Linked DNA regions of Homo sapiens: region 2 is linked to region 1. Evidence: read pairs that join two places in POLR2A ChIA-PET (ENCODE). Cell type or tissue: MCF 10A. All regions are shown on one strand. Links, peaks and the distances in the headings refer to the core of each region. The heading gives the core; the rest is flanking DNA. Region 1 has its middle 83 kb from the start of MIR802. Region 2 has its middle 14 kb from the start of MIR802.

The links. Peaks named below come from ENCODE experiments on the same cell type or tissue, not always from the same donor. Only the 100,000 strongest peaks of a DNase experiment are listed, where the experiment ranks them.
Region 2: POLR2A ChIA-PET joins it to region 1 with 6 read pairs; 2 of 35 experiments call an interaction of 5 or more read pairs at or near these places.

Annotation. Positions count from the first base shown.
Region 1 is chr21:35,632,075-35,643,701 of GRCh38, forward strand. No RefSeq gene overlaps it. Among named protein-coding and RNA genes, the nearest start is that of MIR802, 83 kb to the right of the region's middle. RefSeq lists an enhancer at 1,904-3,103. In MCF 10A, for the core only: no CTCF peak of the experiment used is centred there; a DNase peak (open chromatin) is centred at 5,547.
Region 2 is chr21:35,700,493-35,712,119 of GRCh38, forward strand. No RefSeq gene overlaps it. Among named protein-coding and RNA genes, the nearest start is that of MIR802, 14 kb to the right of the region's middle. In MCF 10A, for the core only: no CTCF peak of the experiment used is centred there; no DNase peak of the experiment used is centred there.

The DNA of each region.
Region 1 (11,627 bases), core at 3,657-7,656:
TCTCTCAAGAGAAAATCCAGACCTCTTTCCTTCTAAGAAAATTGTTATCTGCTACAGCATTTTAAATCTGCATTGATTATATCACAGCCATCATAAAGTGTTTCTACTTGCTCATAATAGCCCCCATAAACTTTAAGTTTCAAATAAGAAATGATGTGGTTTTGTAAAAAATCTAATCATGCTTTTTGGCAGATGTGTATCTCGAGATAAATGCTAAGTTGATTTCACGATTTTTAAAACACTCCCCAATATTAATATCATCTATGAGTATAATCTTATTAGCAATTAGCTTTTAAACTGTTTGTTCTTTGAAGGTAACATTTGCAAATCATTTGAAGAAATTCATCAAATGACTCCCCACTGTTGGATTTGGCAAAAATGGAGTTTAAAGTTGAGGGAAGGGGCAAGGAATGCAGGATCTAGGGATCTCGCCAATTTGGGAACCAAAAACCAAAAGAGAAATTCAAGAAGGAGGTGCCAAGGCATATCCTGAGTCCTGGATCCTGAATCAGGGAGCCAGTTGGTGTTGAGAACCCAATGGAGCATTCTGTCCTGGAAACCAGACATGGAATACAGCTGAGAATGAGGTTTGCTTGGGGGATTTTAAGAAAAGGAACACACTTTTGTTCCCTGGTGATGTCCAGTCCTGCACCCTCTCCCTTCTGCTGGGCAAGAGCCACCCCGATTGTATCTTCTAAAAGAGTGCTGTGCAGCGAAACTTTCCATCATGGTGGGAATGATCTATATCTGTGCTGTCCAATGAGGAGCCCCGAGCCACCTGTGGCTCAACTTGGAACATGGCTTGTGCAACTGAGAAACTGAATTGAAGGCCGTCTTGGCCACTGAAGGAGCCCCATTCCCACAGAGCAGGAAGGCTGCCCTGGTCAAACATGCTATTGCCTTTAGGATGCAGGGGAGCCTTTGAATAGCTTCTTTCAGTTCTCTTGCCTGGTTTCTAGCTGTGCTGGATCGGGGGGAGGCTGTGGCCTCCTGATCACTATGACATCCTAAACAACATTACCAGGCTTTACCTCACCACAAACACCTCAACATTCTAGAAGAGCAATGACCACCAGTGCTGGAACCAATAGCCATATGTAGCTATTTAACTTTAAATTTAAATAAATTAAATTTAAATAAAATTAAAAATTCAATTTCTCAGTTGCACAAGCCATATTTCAAGTTGAGCCACAGGTGGCTCGGGGCTCCGCATTGGACAGCACAGATACAGACCATTTCCGCCATAATGGAATGTTTCCCTGCACAGCACTCTTGTAGAAGGTACCTGGTCTAGCAGATGCTGAGTGGGCCTAGTTTTCTCCTTTTCTAAGACACAGAAACATAGAGGGTCTGACTTAAAGAACCCCCACGGAAGAGGCCTAAGTGCTGTTAGCATTTAATTAATTAATTAAAATTTGCCTTCAGCCTCCTGTAAGACAGACCCCCTGACTGTGGTCAGCAGTCGCACGCAGACTTTGTCATTTTGCTTACTGACCACACATTCTCATGGATCAATTCTAAATTGGATTATTGTTAGTTTTAAAAGCGCCTGAGCAGCAGAAAGCAGCCACGATGGCAGGCCAAGGGGAGATTGATAGCAGAATAAACAGGGAAAGTGACAAGATCCGAGGCTGAATTGATCACTGTCAGCGCGTCCGTGGTCAGCTGTCTGCCCTTTAGTGCCCAAAGTAAACATCAGAATAATGTTTAGACAAACACATTTGATTTTTGAGGTAATGGGTATGTCAACTAATGACAAACCTTAGAAAGGCCAAAGGGATATCCATTTTTCAGACTTTTTCAACCATTAATCGTTGATTTTGGTAGCAGTGCACTTCTAGGCAGAGCATAGAGGGAACTCTGGCGTGGGTGGGGACCAGGACAAACCTCCCTAGGATTCACCTGACCATCAACATTTTCCTCTATAATAAAATTTTGTTGGAAGCAGAGAGTTCATTCTTTAAAAATGGAAGCTTCACTGGATGCAGAATTTCAGTTGTCTAAAGAAAATCTGCAACAATCTTCTCAATCCTTCAAAGGGACATGGTCCATTAGCACCCACTAGAATTACATGGACCTTGCCTGTTACCAAAAACAAAACAAAGCATGGAAAATTGCTTTATCAGCAGCAGTTTACCATTGAGGAACTTATGCTACTGTTCCAAAAATAAGATATCGTTGGTGAATCACGGGTACCCAAAATTACAATTTGGGTACAATTTATCATTGGCGGGGTCATTTTTAATGCGATTTTTTTTTCTTTACACTACCATCCATTAACTGTGACTTGGGAGGCCAATCAGGATTGATGGCAACTATACTGAGAGCTCCAAAATTAACATGGTTTTTCTGATCGTGTAAGGCATTTTTCTTTTGCCCGCAGAGATGTGGCAGATGAAACCAGACGGGAATGGAATGTGGTCTAGAAATCGGCTTGCCTCTAGAAGGAGCTGAGTAGTACAACTCTGCTTCCCACAGAATATCATGGTGTGCGGGCATTTGCTTTGTTCATATCATAATCAATCAATCTGTTTAAATAATGCCACTTAGCAAAATGCTGGGACTCTCTAAAGTTCCTCAAGCACAGAAATGCACCCTGGAAGTCAGAGAAATGTGAAGAATGTATTTGGGTTGTACCTGTAAAACATGTGTAGCATGTACACCCCTCAGAGAAAATAGCATGATGGGAGAGAAAGCACAAAAACATATGGACGGCTGTTTCCTTAGCTGTGTACAATCCCAGCAAACTTACTGCGGAAGGTGGGTACGTAGGAAATAAGTGTACATTTGAATACATTTGCAGGGTGGGTGGTGTCGGCTCAGGCTGCCATAACAAAACACCCTAGACTGCATGGCGTAAACAACAGACAGTTATTTTCTCAGTTTTGGAGGCTGAAAGTCCAAGATTGAGGTGCCAGCACTGCTGAGTTTGAGTTCTAGTGAGGGCTGTCTTCCTAGCTTGTAAACAGATATTTACTTGACGTAGGGGAAAGGAGAGAGTGAGATCTCTCTAAAGTCTCCTCTTCTAAAGGCACTAATTCCATCATGAAGCCCCCACCTTCATGACCTCAATCTAAACCTTTGACTTTCCAAAGACCCCATCTCCAAATACCATCACATTGGGAGTCAGGTCTTCAGCACATGAATTGACAGTCAGAGGGACACAGTTCGGCCCATATTGGGAGGCACGTGGTTATCAGTTTTTGGAGGTGGTTGTTACTGATGTTCACCAATTTCCAGTTCTTGTCTATTTCTGGTGAAGTGCTGGTTACATGTCTTCACTCCCTTGAAATTCAGCTTGGCTATGTGATTAGTCATGGTTCATGAAATATGAGGTGTGTCACTTTTGGCATTTCATGACTGTTACTCAGCTCTCCTCCCATGTCTTCCCCTGTTAGCAAGCCCCAAAGCCCCTTGGGGAGGTCATGATGTCATAAAATGACAATCTAGTTACTATTGCTTCAAAAGAACTAAATGGCGTAAAATAATCATTGACTTATGCTCATGGAAGATGGGGATCTGTAGATAAATCAGGGTCTGTGAGTCCTGAGTCAGCAGTAGAATATGCTGCAATTAAAAACTTGATGTAAGAATATTATTTGGCCAAAAAGAAAAGGAAGGTGTACTGATCCATGCCACAGCATGGATGAATGTTGAGAACATTATGCTAAGTGAAAGAAGACAGGCCCAGAAGGTCACATATTGTATGATTCTGTTTATATGAAATAACCAGAATAGACAAACCTATAGAGACAGAAAACAGATTAGGGATTGCCAGAAGATGGAGGGATGGGGAACAGGAAATGATTGATTAAAAAATATGGGGTTTCTGTTTGGGATGATGAAAAAGTTCTGGAACTACATAGTGGTGATTATTCCACATTATACATGGACTTAATGTTACTGAATTTTATATGCTACAATGGTTAAAATGGTAAATTTTACCTCAAAAATAAAACTAATACGATATCCAAACATATTACAGAAAAATAGCATACAAAATCAAAGAACTAACTTCCTCCTTACACTCAGAATTTAAGGCCCTTACTGGATTACTGGGTGGAGTGTGGATCTGTCATATTAAAAATGACTGACTGAGAAATTAAAGAGCAATAGAAATAATAAGAAGCCTAGAAAGAGATGCTGTGCCAAAAAGTGACTAGATGTAGAGTGATTAACACTGGACAAGATGCAGCAATAATATTCAAGGATAGGAGGGTTTATCTAAGATTGTTTGACCTACCCATAGAGGTTCTATTAGGATAATGACAAAATAGTGTTTCTGCATAATTCCCTACCATAATTCATTTAGGCAAAAAAGTCCTATCCCAGAACCACTGGGGTGCTTAATGCCAACTTTTAATAAACTTGGTAGATAGAAATCCATTTTCATTATCTTCCCAAATTTCAATGTGTGGTGAAATTTGAATCTTTGTGCAATATCTTCCCCACAAATAGGGAAAGCTGACGGTTTTGCCATTTAGAAGACAGAGCATGAATTGGTGCCTATCGGAGAAGGAAGGTAAAAGATGCCTTTATCTAAGTAGATGGCTTATGTTATGATGATGTCCATTCCAGTTACTATTACTGCAAAAAAAACTGAACGGCATAAAATAACCATTGACTTATGCTCACAGAAAACAGGGACCTACTATGGCAGGTTGTCAGCCAGAACCAATGAGCAGAGTGGCAGCTGCGACCTGAGAGGTAATTCTCTGAATGAGAAAAGCCCTTTATTTGGGAGGAAAACTACATTGATAAGGTCAACTAACAAGCTACAGCCAGAATGCATAGCTAAGATGACCCAGAGAGTAAGGGAAAGGCCCAGACAGGTACAGTCAGGCTCACTTCCTAGTTAAAGTTGATATTTAGCATCCTAAGAATGTATTTTGTTTAGGTGTTTCTAAGGTAGTCATTTTGAAATTCGTAGACTAGCAGGCAGTAATAATTTCATAAACCAAACTGCCCAAATCCAATGATGAATATCTCATGCACAGTGGCAGCATCTCGGAGTGAGGGCAGACTTGGAGGAAGGACTGGAAAAATTCCATCTGGACCACTAGCCTTAAGCATAAAAATATAATAAATGATTCGGAAATGACTTTCACAGATAGACACATGTTGCCCTATGAGCGTCTTCAGGAATCTTCTTCAGAGAGGGCTTATTGTACACCATGGGTTAGAATTGCAAATCAGCATCTAAAGAGGGAGAAAGGGGTAAATTTAAAAAGCAGATTTCCACAGAGAGACACAAAGGAAGTCAAACAACAGGGAGAAAGAAACAAAAATGGGAAGCGAGAAAGTGGGATCAAAGGAGGGATCAAAGGAGATGAAAACGAGAAAGATGCCAAGAGAGAAAGACTCACTTCATCCTTTGAAATGTTCTGCTGCCCAATGGAGTAATGGGAGATTCTGTCATAGGTGGACACCTAAGAGGAAAGGAGGGAGGACGTGGTTGCCTTTTCATTTTGTCCTGCCCCTTGGCTTGTTCTTTCTGATCCAACACAGCGGAGTCTGCTTGTTCATTGGCCAAATGTCAACAAGTCACCATAAAGGGCTGCCAAGGAAAATGACCAGGAACACACAGCATGCCTGAGTCACTCATCTAATCTGCCCCATTGATATAAATTGCACAAAAGGACACTCTGTCATCATGAAAGGAGAAAGATGTGTACTTGGATTATCTTGAGCTTGACCCACTTACCAAGGACTTGGGAAACCAGGAGACCAGCCAAGTCTCCATCTCCCCCAGCCCCAGGGTGTATCATTTATACCTCCATCCACTCACCTATATCTGAATGTCCAAATATTCTGCAAACCTTTATAAATAATAGAACTGTGTGGAATGCAGTTTATACTCTCAAGAAGAGAGGAGGTATTTTTGTTGTTGTTGTTGTTGTTTGTTTGTTTGGCTGTTTCCACGTGTTTTCAGGTCTGCAACACTCTTCAGAACAAAATCAGTACTTTCTCTATAATGTGACTAGGAACCTGTCTTTTCCCCAGGTCTCCTGCAAAATTTCTAGCACCTTCCTCACACAAGTTGCAGGAAGCATAGAGCTTTGAAATTATAATGATGGAAAAGGAAATGGAAAGAAAGGCCCAACTTTTAGTCTTCTGGGACTCCAGATCATATTTATGCGTTCAAAATAGTAACTTTCTCCTAGAAAAGGGGGATGTGCCACCATTCTACACACTGGGTGGACCATTTCCTAGCTGGTGCTGCATTTGCTACAAGCCCACAGGGCCCTGGCAGAAACCCCCTCTGATTTCTACCACTGTCCTTTTTAAATGCAGCAACAGCCAAAATCTACACTCTCCCTGCATTGCATCTGTTTCATTTGCATCCCAGGTTTCTGCAATAAAGCAAACCCCCAATTTATTAATTTTTTTGAAAAGATAACGTAAGTCTAAGAAGGTTACCAAGTGTCTTCAGCTAACCAAAAATTTAAAGACCAGCAAGGATTTAGAATTCCCTATACTAGACCCCTGATCAGTAATCAGGTGGCGTATTGTTTGTTTGTCCATTTGTTTGTTTGTTTTCCAGGCATATTATGATGTGAGGTTCTTTAGCTACATATGTGCATCTCCTTAAGTGGTCTCAGTGATTTCCAGTTTTGCAGGATATACCTGGAGCTAGAATGATGCAAACAAAAATTTTAGATTTAAAAAAATATTTTAAATATAAAAAATTAAAAATAAACCCTAAATTCAGAATTTTCCAAGAGCTAAATGCTCTGAGGGCCAGTCCCAGCTACTTTCCAGCTGTGTGAGCTGAGGCCAGTTACCTAAATTTCCCGTGCATCAGTTTCCTGCATTGACAAACCTCTGGTAAGGATTTCTGCCCTACATAGCTCACAATACCAAAATGAGAAAATGGGAAAGTGCTAAGAATTATAAAGCATTCAAATATGAGGTCTTATGACTGCTAACACAGACTTCTGCCCACAATAATCACTAGAAGACGTACGGGTTATGTATGTTCAAGTCACCTATAAAGTAACAAATCAGCAACTTCCTATCCAATCCACTACATAGCTTCCTCCCATAACCTAACCATGTGTGTGCTAATAGCCTACCTACAAATGGATTTCTCTCTATGACATTCAACACCCATTAATATTTATGCAGCTGTGTCCAGGTTAAAAAATAAGTCAAGCCAAGGTAAGAGGCATTTTTTAAAAAATTATTTTATAAGTTAAACAGTAAAATTGACTTTTTTCCCTTTTGGTGTAGAGTTCTATATATTTTAACACAGCTGTAGGTTGGTATAACCACCACCACAATCAGGATACAGAACAGTTCCATCACCCTAAAAAAATTCCCTATGACTCTTCCTTTATAGTTCCACTCTTTCCCCTGCCCCAGCTCCAAAAACCATTGATCTGTTCTCTAGATCTATTCTGATATTTTCAAAATAGGTCAGATAAATTGAATTATACAGTATACAGCCTTTTGAACCTGCCTTTTTCCATTCAGCATAATGCCTTTGAAAATCATCCAAGTTATCACATGTATCATCTGTTCTTGTTTATTGCTGAATAGTATTCCATGGTATGGATATACCAGTTTGTTTAATCATTCAATTGTTGAAGGACATCTGGTTTATTTCTAGATCTTGGTAATTTTAAACACAACAGCTATAAACATTTATGTATCAGTTGTTGTGTCATCATAAGTTTTCGTTACTCCAGGATAAACCCCAAGAGTGGGATTGCTATTAAACAGTGACTTGTAAATATCAACATCACATTAAACATCCAGATTTTATTCAAGTCATCCTCATAATATAAGAGACTGATATCACTATTAATCAATGCTCAAAAACTAATATGCCCTAACCCCTTTGAAAATTTGAGTTGTTTCATCTACAGCCATACCACTCTGAACACACCCCATCTCATCTGAAAATTTGAGTTGTTTTGATATATTTTGTGGTATTTGATTTTTTTGTGGTATTACTATTTTGCATAAATGTTAATGAAAAATATCATTTTAACAATTGTAAAAACATTGCAGTGATGCTTTCAAGAGTTCTTCCTATTGACTTAGAAATACTCATTCAATTTCCCAAAATAAAGTAAAATTTAAAATCTAAGTAGAAAGGAACCACCACATCAGAGTCTGAGTTAACACAAACTTGCTCTGGCATAATTGAAAAATCACTATGCTAAACTTTGTAAAGAATACACCACCATTCCCCCACCCCCCATGAAGTACACCCTAGAGTGTTTGAAGATTATATTATGAGTGGCCCAAATGCCTGTGTTTGGCATTTGTTAAACAATCCTAGAGGAGCTGCCATCCTTGGGGTTCTGTGGGTTCATCCATGGCTGACACCTCTCATCCTGAATCCCTTGGGTCTCACAGGCCCTGGAACAATCTATATTCTCCCGGTTGAAGATGACAGCATGTCAGTGTACTTAAAATTCAATTTCATTCTTCCTAATCTATGCACCATTATGCAGGTCTTTGAAATAGTCTCCAAAGAAGGTAAGTCTATATTGATTCCATTCCCTTACATAGCAACTGGTGTGTAGCAACCCATAGTATAATATGAGGGGGAGAAAATATTGATTCTGGGAAACTTAATATTATTAAAAGACAGTTGTATTAAATCTCTTTCCTGGATTTAGCTGAGCACTTTTTTTTTCATTTTTCCATTTTCAAAAAAATCAATGAAGCTAATACTCTTGTTAGTTTTAGAGTTTCTACGACAGCAGTTTCATGTCACCATAGAACCTACGGGAGGTTTGTAGGCTCAGCACTCAAGGCTTGGAGTCCTCTGCTGACTGATGAGCATAACATTTCTCTCTTCAGTTATTCCGGCCACTCAGAGCGGGCAAGTAGTATTTAAATTTTATTTTCCATGGTATCTGTTTTCCTTGGTGTGTAAAAGTCTCAAGATATGGCTTAGCCTTAGTTATAAACGCCTAAGTGCATGTGATGAAGCTCATTACACACATGCAATTTTCAGTTTGAGAGAAGTCTAAAGAAATAAAATCAACGTGGGGTGGGGGGAGGTTTTTTTGATGGAAAACACCTGCCAGTTGAAAATCCCAGAATCTGCTATTTAAGATTGTAAGTCACATTTTCTTTTTTGAGGACCATCCAAACTTGAGGTATTTTTTTCTTTCTTTCTTTTTTTTTTAACAAAAAAAGGAACAGCTGCTTCTGATTTGTGACAAGATTAAAGCATTTTGGAATCTCTCTCCAGATATCTAATTTCTGATAGAATGTCTGTTGTGTCATTATCAAATATAACAAGACTGTAACATGGCTCCAGAGTCAATGAACCAAACACTGGAATCTTCTTCTAATTATATAATATAAAACTACTTATAATTCTGATGCCATGAATTTGGAATTCATGATTAAGATGGGTTAGGCTTTTGCTAAGCAAGTGTTTTCTTCATAGATACTGCAAACCATATTTTAAAAATAAGATGGCAAGAATAATGCTGAAAATATGTGAAAAACAAACTATTTCCAAATCCCTGAAAGAATCTAGAAGCCACAATTAGCATGAAAATATTTGTGGTGCTTTTAATGGTTATTTTATATCTCTGTCTCTGGCTTCTCTGGAGAGTGGTGCTCTCAGCTGCCAGGAGAACAACTAAGACCACCTGGATATTCCAGACCCCATAAATGCATATGCTCCAGACTGGATTTGATTTTTGTACTCCTGCTAATTGTTCCTGCTGTTTTCCCATTTTCCCATCTTCACTGCCATCTACAAGAGAAATTCAAAAAGCGACCAAAGATCGTTGGCTTGGTGGACACAGCTTAGGAAATTTCAGTCTAATTTGCCTCCTCTCCCCTAGAATCCAGCATGCTGCCTCCTCCTTGCTCGCCTGGACCATGGCAACGGCCTCCTGAAGGGCTTCCAACCAGTATCTCTTCCCCAACCTCTGCAATCAGAGGGAGCCTCCAGAAAAAAAAAAAAAGGTGTCAAATGATATGGAAAACCACCATGGGCTTGACACCGCCTGTTGGATAAAACAGTCATCAGCACTGAGTACCCCAGCGAGGCTTTACATGGAGAGATGAGGAAGAAGAGCCCAGGCAGGCAGCAAAGAAGAAATACCTACGTCATACTTGGGTCATGGTAAGAAGACCAAATTGGCTCGAAAAGGGATTTTTTATAAGTGATGGTTATAGAAGATAACTTCAAAGAGGTGAAGGGGGTCCAGATCAGTGAAGACTTGAAAGGCTCAGCCTGAGACTTTCTGACTTTATCCCTCATGCCATGGGGAGCCATAGAATGTTCATAAGCAGAAGAGGCAGATAAAAGCACAGTCCAGTTGGAATCACCAATCACTCCCCCAATAGCACACACACCATTGAATGTCATTAGGCTACTAATTATTTTTCCTAGTGACCACCCCCATTGTCTTTCACTAAGAAAAAACAATTTATTGACAAGTAATTCTTTAGGTGCTTCCCTTTCACACACTTTCAATTTTTAAGTAACACTTTATACTGGCCTAACAAACATAAATGACATTCTAGAGATTTACAATATATTAGTATAATATTAGTGTACGATTTAACGTGTTGGCTCTTTCTCCAGAGATGGAAAAAAAGCATAATACATCATCAGATTAAATATTAACATATTAATGAAAAGACTTCATTTCTCTGAACCAAAGAAAACGAAAACAATGATGAAGAATGCATTAATGAGGGTTTTAAGCATAAATGACAGAAATTTTAATGCCACTTCCAAATATGCTAACTTACTTAAAATTAGAATAAAATGTATCAATACTTACAGATTATCAGAGTCACCTTCTATCCTGACCAGTATGTCACAAGCCCCTAAGCTGACCAGTTGTCACTTCCAAGATATCTCTAAAGCAGCTCAAATTTACCATGGCCAAAGCTGAATGCATTATTATCTTCCCCAAATCTTCTCAGTCTCCGTTAAGGGAGTAAGTGTCCACCTGTTCCCCTAAGCTAGAAATGTCATAATCCTCCCTGTCTCCTTTTTCTCTCCCTAAACCCCTGCATTGGTTCCCTAATACTCATCACTTTTATCTCCAAAATGTCTGTCTGAATCAGGCTCACTCAGCATTCTCACCATCAATGCCTTACCATCAATCAACCTCCCAAAAGATTTCAGTTGCCTCCTAAACAGTCTCTTACCAATACTCCAACAGCCAGCTGGTCTCTTCTAATCTGAACATTCCTGGAATCCCCTTTCCCCCTCCTCCACCGGACAAACCTCTCTTACCCTTCCAGCCTGAACTCCAATGTCACTTCCCTTGCATTCTCATCATCTACCACTTCCTTCCCAAAAGAATGAACAGTTTCCTCCTCTACATTCCCTCTCCTATGTGTTCTTTCTTGATTACAACACTCATCCCATTTCTACTATGACTCAATGCTTAAGAATCTGTGTCCTTGGCTGGGCTTGGTGGTTCACACCTGTAATCCTAGCACTTTAAGAGGCCAAGGCGGGCGGATCACAAGGTCAGGAGTTCGAGAACAGCCTGGCCAACATGGTGAAATCCCATCTCTACTAAAAATACAAAAATTAGCCGGGCATGGTGCCGGGCACCTATAATCACAGCTACTCGGGAGGCTGAAGCAGGAGAGTTGCTTGAACTCAGGAGGTGGAGGTTGTG
Region 2 (11,627 bases), core at 4,485-8,484, 69 kb after region 1:
GCATGATCTCTGCTCACTGCAAGCTCCACCTCCCAGGTTCACGCCATTCTCCTGCCTCAGCCTCCCGAGTAGCTGGGACTACAGGCGCCCGCCACCACGCCCGGCTAATTTTTTGAATTTTTAGTAGAGACGGAGTTTCACCGTGTTAGCCAGGATGGTCTCCATCTCCTGACCTGGTGATCCGCCCGACTCGGCCTCCCAAAGTCCTGGGATTACAGGCATGAGCCACCGCACCTGGCCCCTGATGTTCTTTTCTTCCTTTCTTCACTCAGCACTCTGTGTTTAAGGTCTAGTCATTCTGATGTGTGCACGCCTACTTTGGTTTCTGCATATTTTTTCTTGATTTATGAAACTTTCCCCACAGCAACAAACACCTCAGATTCAGTCAACTCCAGCACAGGCACTTCTGCAATAGATATTCTTTTGCATGTTGTGTTATGGACCCCTATGAGAATCTCTCTGATATTTATCACCTGGACTGGAACTTAAGAGACATACCTGCTCAACCTAAGGCTTGTTTCTTGCCTTTAAACATGGTTCATAAGTCTTCACTTCTATCCACAATGCTTGAAAGTTGCAGTTTTCCCAAATCCACACCCATGCACACACACATATATAAACAGCCCCGTGAGAGACACAGAGTGCATTGCCCGGGTGCCACTTCAAGGAAGGACTTGCTGCCCAGCTGCAGGGAGTGTGGTCAACAGGCGGCCTCCAGCTGTTAGCAACTGAAGGGTCTGCCTTGACTGCACAACACGTAGTCTTTAACCTCCTGGAGTTGATTATCTGACCAATGCCAAATACAGATTGGCCCGAGGTTTCACCCCTCCCAGGGCAGCTTGCTGCTGGGGGTATAATGGCCAGCTATTTCAGCCAGGTGCCCGCAACCCTGAAGAGCAACCTCCACTCCAACTCCTTTTGGGTTGAGTGAGACTTTGTCCTGCTACATCACATCTCTACTTCTCCTGCCAGTCTTGCATCCTCCCCACTCTCTTCTCAGCTCATTCCAAATAAACACCTTAAGCCAAACCTTGATTCAGTGTCGGCTCAGTTTGTGCTCTGGGAGAGCCCAGGCTACAATAGCACTGCTCAACTTCTTAATTTTGCCAATCCACTGTGCAGAAAATGGCATCTCATTGTATTAATTTTCATTTCACTGCTTCCTAATAATTTGGAACACTTATTAATATAAATGTTGGTTGTTCAGTGATCCCTTCCTCTGAATTTATTTGTTATAGCCATTTTCTTAGATTTTGTGGCATTTTCTTAATATGCCTTGATTCCTTGATCATCCTATATAAGTTTTTTTGTTTTGTTTTGTTTTGTTTTGAGATGGAGTCTCGCTCTGTCGCCCAGGCTGAAGAGCAGTGGCGCAATCTCGGCTCACCGCAAGCTCTGCCTGCCGGGTTCACGTCATTCTCCTGCCTCAGCCTCTCGAGTAGCTGGGACTACAGGTGCCCACCACCATGCCCGGCTTTTTTTTTTTTTTTTTTTTTTTTTGTATTTTTAGTAGAGACGGGGTTTCACCGTGTTAGACAGGATGGTCTCAGTCTCCTGAACTCGTAATCCACCTGCCTCGGCCTCCTAAAGTGCTGCGATTACAGGCGTGAGCCACCGCGCCCAGCCTCTATAGGTATCTTTTATACACATATACTGAGTGACGTGATTACAACAGTCAAGCAAATTAACACTATATAAGACTTCCTGGTTTAAGAAGTTGCAAATATCTTCTCCCAACATACAGGCTATTAACTTTGTCTATGTGAGGTCTAACAATGAATCAAAATTCTTAGCTTTGATGTGATAAAATCTACCAGGCTTTTATTTTTTTTTGTAATATTGAAGTCTTTTTCTCTTTTTTGAGATGGAGTTTTGCTCTGTCACCCAGGCTGGAACGGAGTGGCAAGATCTCAGATCACTACAACCTCCACCTCCTGAGTTCAAGCGATTCTCCTGCCCCAGCCTCTTCAGTAGCTGGGACTACAGGCGCATGCTGCCATGCCCGGCTAATTTTTGTATTTTTAGTAGAGACGGGGTTTCACTATGTTGGCCAGGTTTGTCTCGAACTCCTGACCTCATGATCTGCCCGCCTCGGCCACCCAAAGTGCCGGGATTACAGGGGCCTAATATTGAAGTTTTCTATAATTATTCTCTTACCCCTAACTCGCGAAGATATTCTACATTTTTTCTATTACCTTTATAGTACTATATTTTATATTTAGGTTTTTAATTTATCTGGAGCTCAGCCTTGTATATGGTAGTGAACACAACTGGGATGCAGTTTTATTTACATTCATATGGAGAGGAAGTTTTCTTAGTAGAAATAAAGGAAAAAATAGTGATACCACCAAATGGGGAGGGGAGAGGTAGGCAAGGGGAATAACAACTACCGGCAGAGGCATATTATTTAAAGATAGGGAGTTAACCACCAGAAGTAACTAATAACAGCAAAAACAGAAGCGGTTAAAGGCAAAGGCCTCCAGGGATGGAGGAAGGTCGGAAGTTAGGGAAAGGGGAAGGCAGAGGCTGGAACATCCTTGTTTCTCTTGTATTACCTCAGTAATTTTTTATTATTCTTACTTAAGTTAAACTTTTAAAAAATCACACTTGTTATGAATCCTTCCCAAGAGATCTCTGATTTCCTGAGTCAGAGAATCATCCAAGTCCCACTTATTCCCCACCCATCCATTACATGCACTCCTTTTCGAATGACTCCCCAAATACATACAACAGCATAGACACACTTTATGACACCTCAGGGATGGGAATCAGCCCAACTGAGATAGAGAGTGAGCGGAGGGTCCCCAGCGGGTGATGAAGCCACAAGGCCAGTGGAGATAGGGTTTGCAAAGAGTCTGTGGGTCCCTTTCATTTTCCCACAGCAGATGTGTTCTTGCTGAAAAGGGAAGGGCATAGCCCTGAGTTATTCTGCAGTAAGGTATCTGTCTGTGAGTATACACCACTCTCATCTTCCCCCTAAAGATAGTTTAAAATAGCCCTGTCTACTGTCCAGCAAGTTCAAATTACCCAGAGCCACCGTATACAATTGTATAGGTTCTAGATGTGAAGGCTCTAAAAATGCCCTAAAGCTGTGTTTCTGGATGAGGCATCATTGTGCTTTGCAAACAGCACTGGACTGGGAATCAGGGAGATGCATTTTGTCCACTAGCTTTGACCATGAACCAGTCCTCCACCTCTACGAGCTTCAATTTCCTCTAAGAAAATGGGTTACCAGATAGTAGTTTCTAATACCCCATCCCATTTTAACCACCTATGATTCAAACTATGATTATATTCCTGGAGAATCTCATGGTACCAAAATATTTCAGAAACATGTTTTGAATCCAACAAGTATATTCCACTGAAATTGATGACAAGGCAAAAATCTTTATTTGCGCATTCAATTGTCCTTTTAAAATATGTCCTTTAAATGCATTAATTGGTTAGTAAATAACTGAAATAATTTCACAGTCTAATAAGTGCACATTAGAATCCAACACAGCTTCTGAGTGTTCTACTTAAGAAAAGATGAAACCTTAACATTTTTATGATTCTTAGACATTTATAATATTGCCAGTTCATTAGATGAATATATTGCCATACTTCATGACTGTTCAAAGTTTTGTTATCAGCCCAAATATTTGACATTCTGGAAAGTGAGAGACATCTCTGTGGGCTAACCTTCCTTCTTGTGTTCACACAGCATTTCATCAGACCTATATAAAAAAATCAGCACGGCATTGTGGTTTATGCCTATAACCCCAGCAATTTGGGAGGCCGAGATGAGAGCATCGTTTGAGGCCAGGAGTTTGAGACCAGCCTGGACAACGTAACAAGACCCTGTCTCTACAAAAAAAAAAAATTTAAAATTCAGCCTGGCATGGTGGCATACACCTTTAGTCCTAGCTACTTGTGAGGCTGAGGTGGGAGATCACTTGAGCCCACAAGTCTGAGACTGCAATGAGCTATGATTGTGCACTCCAACCTGTGCAACACAGAGAGAACCTATAAGAAAAAAAGAAAAAAGGAAGAAATAGGACATGAAGGAATGAAGGAAGGAAGGAAGAGAGAGAGAGAGAGAGAGAGAAAGAAAGAAAGAAAGAAAGAAAGAAAGAAAGGAGGGAGGGAGGGAAGGAAAAGAAAGAAAGGAAGGAAAGAAGGGAGGGAGGGAGAGAAAGAAGAAAGAAAAAGAAAGGAATGAAAGAAAGAGAAAGGGAACGAAAGAAAGGAAAAAGAGATAGAAAAGAGAGACAGAGACAGAGAGGAAGGAAAGAAAGAAGGAAGAAAGGGAGGGAAAAGAAAAGCAAAGAAGGAGAAAAGAGAAGGAAGGAAGAAAGGAAGGAAGGAAGGAAGAAAGGGAAAAGGGAAAGGATGGAGGGAAGGAAGGGAGGGAGGGAAAGAAAGAGAAAAGAGAAGGAAAGAGAGAGAGACAGACAGAAAAGAAAAGAAAAAAGAAAGAAAGAGAAAGAAAGAAAGGAAGAAAGGAAGGAAGGAAGGGGGAGGGAGGGAGGGAAGAAGGAAGGAAAGAAGGAAGGAAAAGAAAGAGAAAGGAAAGAAGGAGGGAAGGAAGGAAGGGAGGGAGGGAAAGAAAGAGAAAGAAGAAAGAGACAGAAAGAGACAGAGACAGAGAGAGGAAGGAAGAAGGAAGGCAGGAAGGAAGGATGGAGAAAGAAGGAAGGAAGGAAGGAAAGAAGGAAGGGGGAGGGAAGAAGGAGAAAAGGAAGGAAGAAAGGGGAAGAAAGGAAGGAAGGAAAGGAGGGAGGGTGGGAAAAGAAAAGAAAAAAGAAAAGGAAGGAAGGAAGAAGAGAAAGAAAGAAATAAAAGAAATCTTCCATATTTCCTATAGTGTAAGCCAGGTAACAGCTTCCCTAAGCCCTTCTAATCATTTGTCAAATGCACCTGGAAAAATCCCACACCTTGATGACTGAATTTTCCATTCCTGGCTAAAGAAAGTCAGGAGAGCCAATGTTTGTTTTTTCTACTGTTTGTAGAAAAAAAAAGTGTATGGTTTTTTCTACCCCGCAATGCTCCCTGTTATGGGATGTGGTTGGTGTCCCAGTGTACATTTGAACAAATGATTGGTTATTTTATATGTATCAGTATATTATACTTTTTCTAAAAAAAAGGAGAACACTACAATATGAATTACTGAACATATCTAATTAAGCAATCTACCAGCTGTTGGACATTTAGGTCATTCCAGCTTTTCCTTTCTGAACAACCTAACGATGAGAGAACCAAAAGCTTAATTCAAATACAGTCAGAAGGAAAATTCTTTCAGTTGAAGGAATGAACATTTTACCCCACCATAATATGTAACAAATTTTAGTTCCATAGCAAAAATAGAAAATTGGAGTTCTTTGCTGATGATGGGAAAGAACAAAAAGACAACATCCCCTTGTGGTTCAGAGTGAGACTGAAACCTGCAAAGGGAAGGAGAATCCCCTAAAAATGGGTGCAGGAATCCCTACCCTCTCTTTCTCTCCTCTTGTTCATTCCCCTTCTTGGCCTCCTCTGCCTAAGCCAGAGTCAGGGACTTGTGTGTTCCCCACAGAGACTTGCACCAGGCTACCATCTGGCCCTGGCCCTGGCCCAGTGGGCACTAATTATCCTCAGTCAGCAGATCTGGCATCTCCATCTTGACATGTGTCCCCTCAGTCCCTGTGTGGTAATTAATGATGTGGACCACACTTTTCTTCTGAAATTGCGCCCTCCTCTTCTGGCTTCTAGGAGAACTCTTTCTAAGACCATTCTCTGTTCTTCCCATCACCAAATGCTGCTCTTCACCACAGTGCTTTCCCTGACTTTCTTGACAGCTTTTCCAGGCGAAATTCCATCTTTCATAGGGCCAAACCTTAGCCACGTGATGATGACTCCAACTGAATTCTCTATAGAGTTCCAGGACAAAATTTTCAGTTTCTAATTGTATCTTCTCCATCTTGCATTTTAAAAATTTAAAGACATTAATTTCCATCCTGATTCCACTAAAAAGAAAAAAAATTGATCCCTTTGCCAAGTTCTTTCAATTAATGTTACCATATTATCCCATTCATTTGGGTTTGAAATCTCATAGCCATCTTTAACTCTTCTTTATTCCTGTATCTAATCAGCCACCATCTCCTTTCAGTTCTATTTCCCCAAAAGGATCACATTTTGATTACTTGAGGCTGAATTAAACATGGTTGAGGCTGAGCAGTGAGTTGGGACCCCTTTACCTTTCCAGCTAAGAGCATTTGTTAGCCAACTGTCAAGTGGAGAAGCAAGAACTCCGCAAGCAGAAGAGCTGCGTTTGATGTAAGCAGGGAAGAGAGATCAGAACTGTTTGGCCTCCCTTTCTCAGCCTCCTGCCTCCACCCCAAGTCACATATACTCCCAAGACCTGACCCATTCCCAAAATGAATGATCAGCATTCGTCCACTAACCAGAAGCATGTCCCAGCTCTCTTCTGTGTCCCACCATTAGAAAATCAAAAGCTGACTGTAGCTTTGATTTAGTTGCAATTAGGAATTAGTATCTTCTTCTTCACTACCAATTTCTCCCAGTTAATGGAATATGAATGGTAATTCCAGAATCTTTTATCTCCTTTCTGACTACCATAGCCCCTATTCAAATCTTCAGCATCTCACATCTAGATGACTGCAGAAGTAGCCTACTGGTCTTCTCTGCTTAGAGTCACATTCCAATTCAGCTCCCACCTTGCATTATTCTAATATACACCCTTGATCATATTGTGTCTCGATCAAAAGCTTCAATGGTCAAGTACTGAACATTGCTTATATATCACTGACATTGCTAGTATTCCTGCTATAACAAGTTCTCCCTTATTCAGAATCCATTTAAAATGTAGTGCAAAACACACACAAAGTGACAGTAACCTAAGTGCCCACCAATAAGGAATTGTTAAATAAATTCTAGTACATCCATGACATGAGATAATAGCATGTCGTCCATCATATGGAATAATAGGAAGTCATTTGAAAGAACGAGATGATGGCAGCCGGGCACAGTAGTTCATGCCTGTAATCCCAGCACTTTGGGAGACCAAGGTGGGCAGATCACGAGGTCGGCAGATTGAGACCATTCTGGCTAACCCGGTGAAACCCTGTCTCTACTAAAAATACAAAAAATTAGCCTGGTGTGGTGGCGGGTGCCTGTAGTCCCAGCTACTTGGGAGGCTGAGGCAGGAGGATCTTTTGAACCTGGGAGGTGGAGGTTGCAGTGAGCTGAGATCGTGCCACTGCACTCCAGCCTGGGTGACAGAGCAAAACTCCATTTCAAAAAAAAAAAAAGAATGAGATGATGGCATACAAATAAATCTACCACATATATTCTTTGTTTTTATGTTTTATAGGCAAACAAACATTTAGGAAGAACACACATCAAACAGTTATAAACCGTAGCCACCTGAGGAGTGAGATTAAGGGGAAAAGAGGGCTTCTGTGTTTATTTTGTGATTGTTTTGTAAGCGTCTGTGTTCTTAAAATATGTTACAGCATACGCAGGTATTATTTTTAAATATCTAAAGCCAATAAAGGTTTATAAACGCATTTGTCATCTAAGAGCTTCATTTAGAAATTATCACTATATTTTTATTTGAGGTACATTAACATATGTGTATGTATAAACCTAAGATTTAATAATATAATGTACTCACTAGACTGTGTTCATTAAAGGCAGAGTTGGTATAGTCAATTTGCTTTTTTATTTTCCCAGAATGTGTCTCAGAATTTATATAGTGCCTGGCATATTAGAAGAGACGTGTGTGTGTGTGTGTGTGTGTGTGTGTGTGTGTGTGTGTGAGTGAGATTTGCTACAAATTTCTCTAACTTCATAGAATATGATGGAACATGTACTGTGATTCTAGAATCATTTCTCTATTGCTATACACAAACCATATATATGACAGTTTTGCATATTTGCAAATGCAAATATATACACAACCAAATGGGAGAATGATCTGCATATTGTCATTGTGCTGACAAACCTGTCTTGATCACTGCTACGGTGACTCCAAATCACTGAGTGCTTCGAAAAGGACAAGAGGAATTCCATACGGAATAGGCAATTAGGTTTTGGAACAATGTGCACAGGCTGGTGTTAACTGGTTCCCGTGAGTCAGGGCCATTCCATTTTGGGGATTAAACACATCAGCAGAATGCCCCTTTCTCTGCAGCTGACAAGGGGGAGTTCCACCCCATACACTGAGGGAGAGGGTCCCCAGAATCTTCCGGGGAGTGAGGAAACAAATTCCAACCCCCAAACAACCTGATTGGAAAGGGAGTGTTTTTATATACACATGTCTCCGAAATCCGGCCAGCAAATGATAAACATCAGCTGGTGTTTAGCTAAATGTTAAAAATCTTATTGAGGCAAAAGCAATGCTAGAAAGGAACAACAACGAAAAAAGCCAGCTCAGCCTCTGCCCCACGGCCTCGATTTCTCTCCCAAATCCCAGGTAGCTGAGAGGTGGAAAGTCTAGAAACAGAATCGAACACGTCTAATCTCTTTTACAACAATGTTCTTATTTTAACCCATGTCATCAGGGGAAATGGCTGAAAATAGTGACAAATACAACATCAATAAACATAATAATAATTGATTTCCCAGAGATGAAAAATTTGAAATTATTGGCCATTTCCCCCTAGAGCATTGGTTGATTAATTTAATGTTCATCTTAGTCTTTCAAAGACATCCTCTTATGTTGATCTGCTTTGCCAGACTTTGTGATGGGTTTTGCGGTTTAGGGCCCAGTGGTTAAAGTATATTGCACAGTTCTGCAGTTTTAAAGAGAATTCTGATAGTTTAAGGATGACTGCAGCCAACAACAGCAACAACAAAAGTTAAGACACATCAAGCAATTAAATTTCCAGAGATTGGAACTGGAGTTTTTCATACAGGATATAAGTTCAGTGGCTGTACTACTCAGTTTTTCTAGCTTAAGTATCCAAGAAACAGATTTTGAGAGGTACAACCTCTATTCCCCCAGAGCACCCAACTTTCACTTAATTCAGAATCTCAACACAGAGCAAGGTGAATTTCAAGTAACTATTTTCCTTCCTCTCTCCCTTCTTTCTTTCCCTTTTCCCCTTCCTTTCTTTCTTACTCATGTTTCTCCCCTACCCTCTCTCTTCCTCATTTCCTTCTTCCTTTCTTTCTTCCTTCTCATCTTTAAACCACTTCAAAGTTTGATGTTTGTATTTATCCTGAGAGACAAGTGAAATAAGCATTATTATCCTTTTTTTACAGATAAATGAAGTGAGACACAGAGGTTCAGTGACTTTCTCAGACTTTCTTGTGACTGAATAAACAGCCCAGGGAAAGAAGTTTTGAACCTCCTGAGTTCCAGGTTAGCACTTTTTCTTTTCATTTTTTATTATACTTTAAGTTCTGGGGTACATATGCAGAATGTGCAGTTTATTACAGGTACACACGTGCCATGGTGGTTCACTGCACCCATCAACCCGTCACCTACATTAGGAATTTCTCCTAATGCAATCCCTCCCCTAGCCCCCCACCCCCCAACACACCCCAGTGTGTGATGTTCCCCTCCCTGTGTCCATGGGTTCTCATTGTTCAATTTCCACTTATGCATAAGAATATGTGGTGTTTGGTTTTCTGTTTTTGTGTTAGTTTGCTGAGAATGAGGGTTTCCGGTTTCATCCATGTCCCTGCAAAGGACATGAACTCATCCTTTTTTATGGCTGCATGGTATTCCATGGTGGATATGTGCCACATTTTCTTTATCTAGTCTATCATTGATGGACACTTGGGTTGGTTCCAAGTCTTTCGTTAGTACTTTTTCTACAAGTAGCTGGTCCCAGAGCATGTCAGGGAGAACTCCAGCCAATCCCATCAATCACAGCTCCGTCCATCAACCCTGTGAGCACAGACTGACTCTTGCATGGAGTCAGCATCTGGGTGTGCAGAGGCACCTTCACTTCTTGTCCCTTCCCAAATGCCACATCACTAGAAGTATCTACTTTATCATTTTGAACATGTAAGAGTAAACCTGCTTCCACATTCTTAGGAACTAGGAATGCATCAGACCTCTTTATCAGACCTCATCTGCACAGGTGAGCCTAAACCCCTTGTTTTGGAAATGTTTGATATGGCTCCTGGCACTGGGTGCCTGGTCCCTTCCCTTTAGGGTTTCCCTTACTTTTCCTGGGACCATTGCTATGCAGTGTAATTTCTCCTGTCTTCAGCCCCTAAGACACTCGGCCTAGTATCCTTGTCCCCATAAGTCTACCGGAGGATGGTGATTTCCACTGTCTCAAATGCATGCACTTTGACCTCACACTCATTTTTCTGCACCATCTCAGGGTCCCTACCATTGTACCCAGGAGGTATAAAAAACCTTCTGTGAAGACATATGTAGCCTTCAATTAAAGCATTTGTAATTATTTCCCAGGACAGTTATTCATCTACAAACTCATCGTCAGTGGATTTACCTAAGGAAAGCAAACAACAAGAGGTAAATCAGGGACTTTCATGAATGCAAACAGTCTTCCCTGTGACATCTTGCACAGAATAACTCTCCCTAAACAAGGGTCAAGGTGAGATGGCAGCACTGTTAAGTCATTAAAGGCCAAGCTTCCTAGGTCATGTCAGTATCACGCATCAATAAAGGACTCTGGTAAGTAAATGAAGCCATTTCTCTAAGGAATAAAAAAAAATCATCACTTTTAAATGCTTAAGAATGCATTTTGTCAACACTTTTTGATTAAGATACAGCTTTCTGAAACATATGAGAAATAAAGTAAAGAAAATCTCTTCCTTTCCTTTCCAAAATTCTGCCTTCCAGAGCAGTTGAGGCAGAGTGATGCTGGGAATATAAGAAACTCACAGAAACAGTGGGGAGGGCAGAGCTGGGGAATCGAGTTAGAGCAGCAGACACAGCCTGTGTCACTGAGCCATGGTTCCCTGCACAGGCCCCATTTATAACCTGGTCTTTAACTTTGTTTATCTTTGTGGACATTCGCAGAAGCATCTTACTTTCCAGAAGCTGGGGCCCTATAATCATTATCTGTCTTTGGAGAAAATGGGATTATGTGCATTTAATTGCTCTTCTCAGAAAGTCGATGTTGTAATAGATCACTCTTCACTGACCCTCTTCTCCAGGTGGGGCTTCTGGGTTTTCACATTTTTCCCTTGGCCTTGGTGTTGTAAAAAAAAAAAAAAAAAAACAGTAAAGGTGGGCTTCTTGGTACCAAACCTCAACCACAAGCAGAAAGGAAGTGGAGAAGGCTTACCATCTTCTTTAGTGTCTGAGATTGAAAACCCCCAGCTGTCCTAAGAATGAACACCTGTTTATGGAAGTGAATGCAAATTGTGGAGGTTTCCAACCTGTGTGCATCTGCCAGGGCCACCACAACAAAGTACCACAGACTGGGCAGCCCGAACCACAGATGTTCATTTCTCACCGTCCCAGAGGCTGGAAGTGTGAGATCCAGGTGTTGGCAAGGTTAGCTCCTTGTGAGGCTGTGTGGGAAGGCTCTGTTCCAGGCCTCTGTCCTGGGCTTGTAGATGCCATCCTCTCCCTGTGTTTTCACACTGTCTTCCCTCTGTGCATGTCTGTCTCTGTGTCCAAATTTCCCCTTTTACCTTTTAGTGAGGACACCAATCAC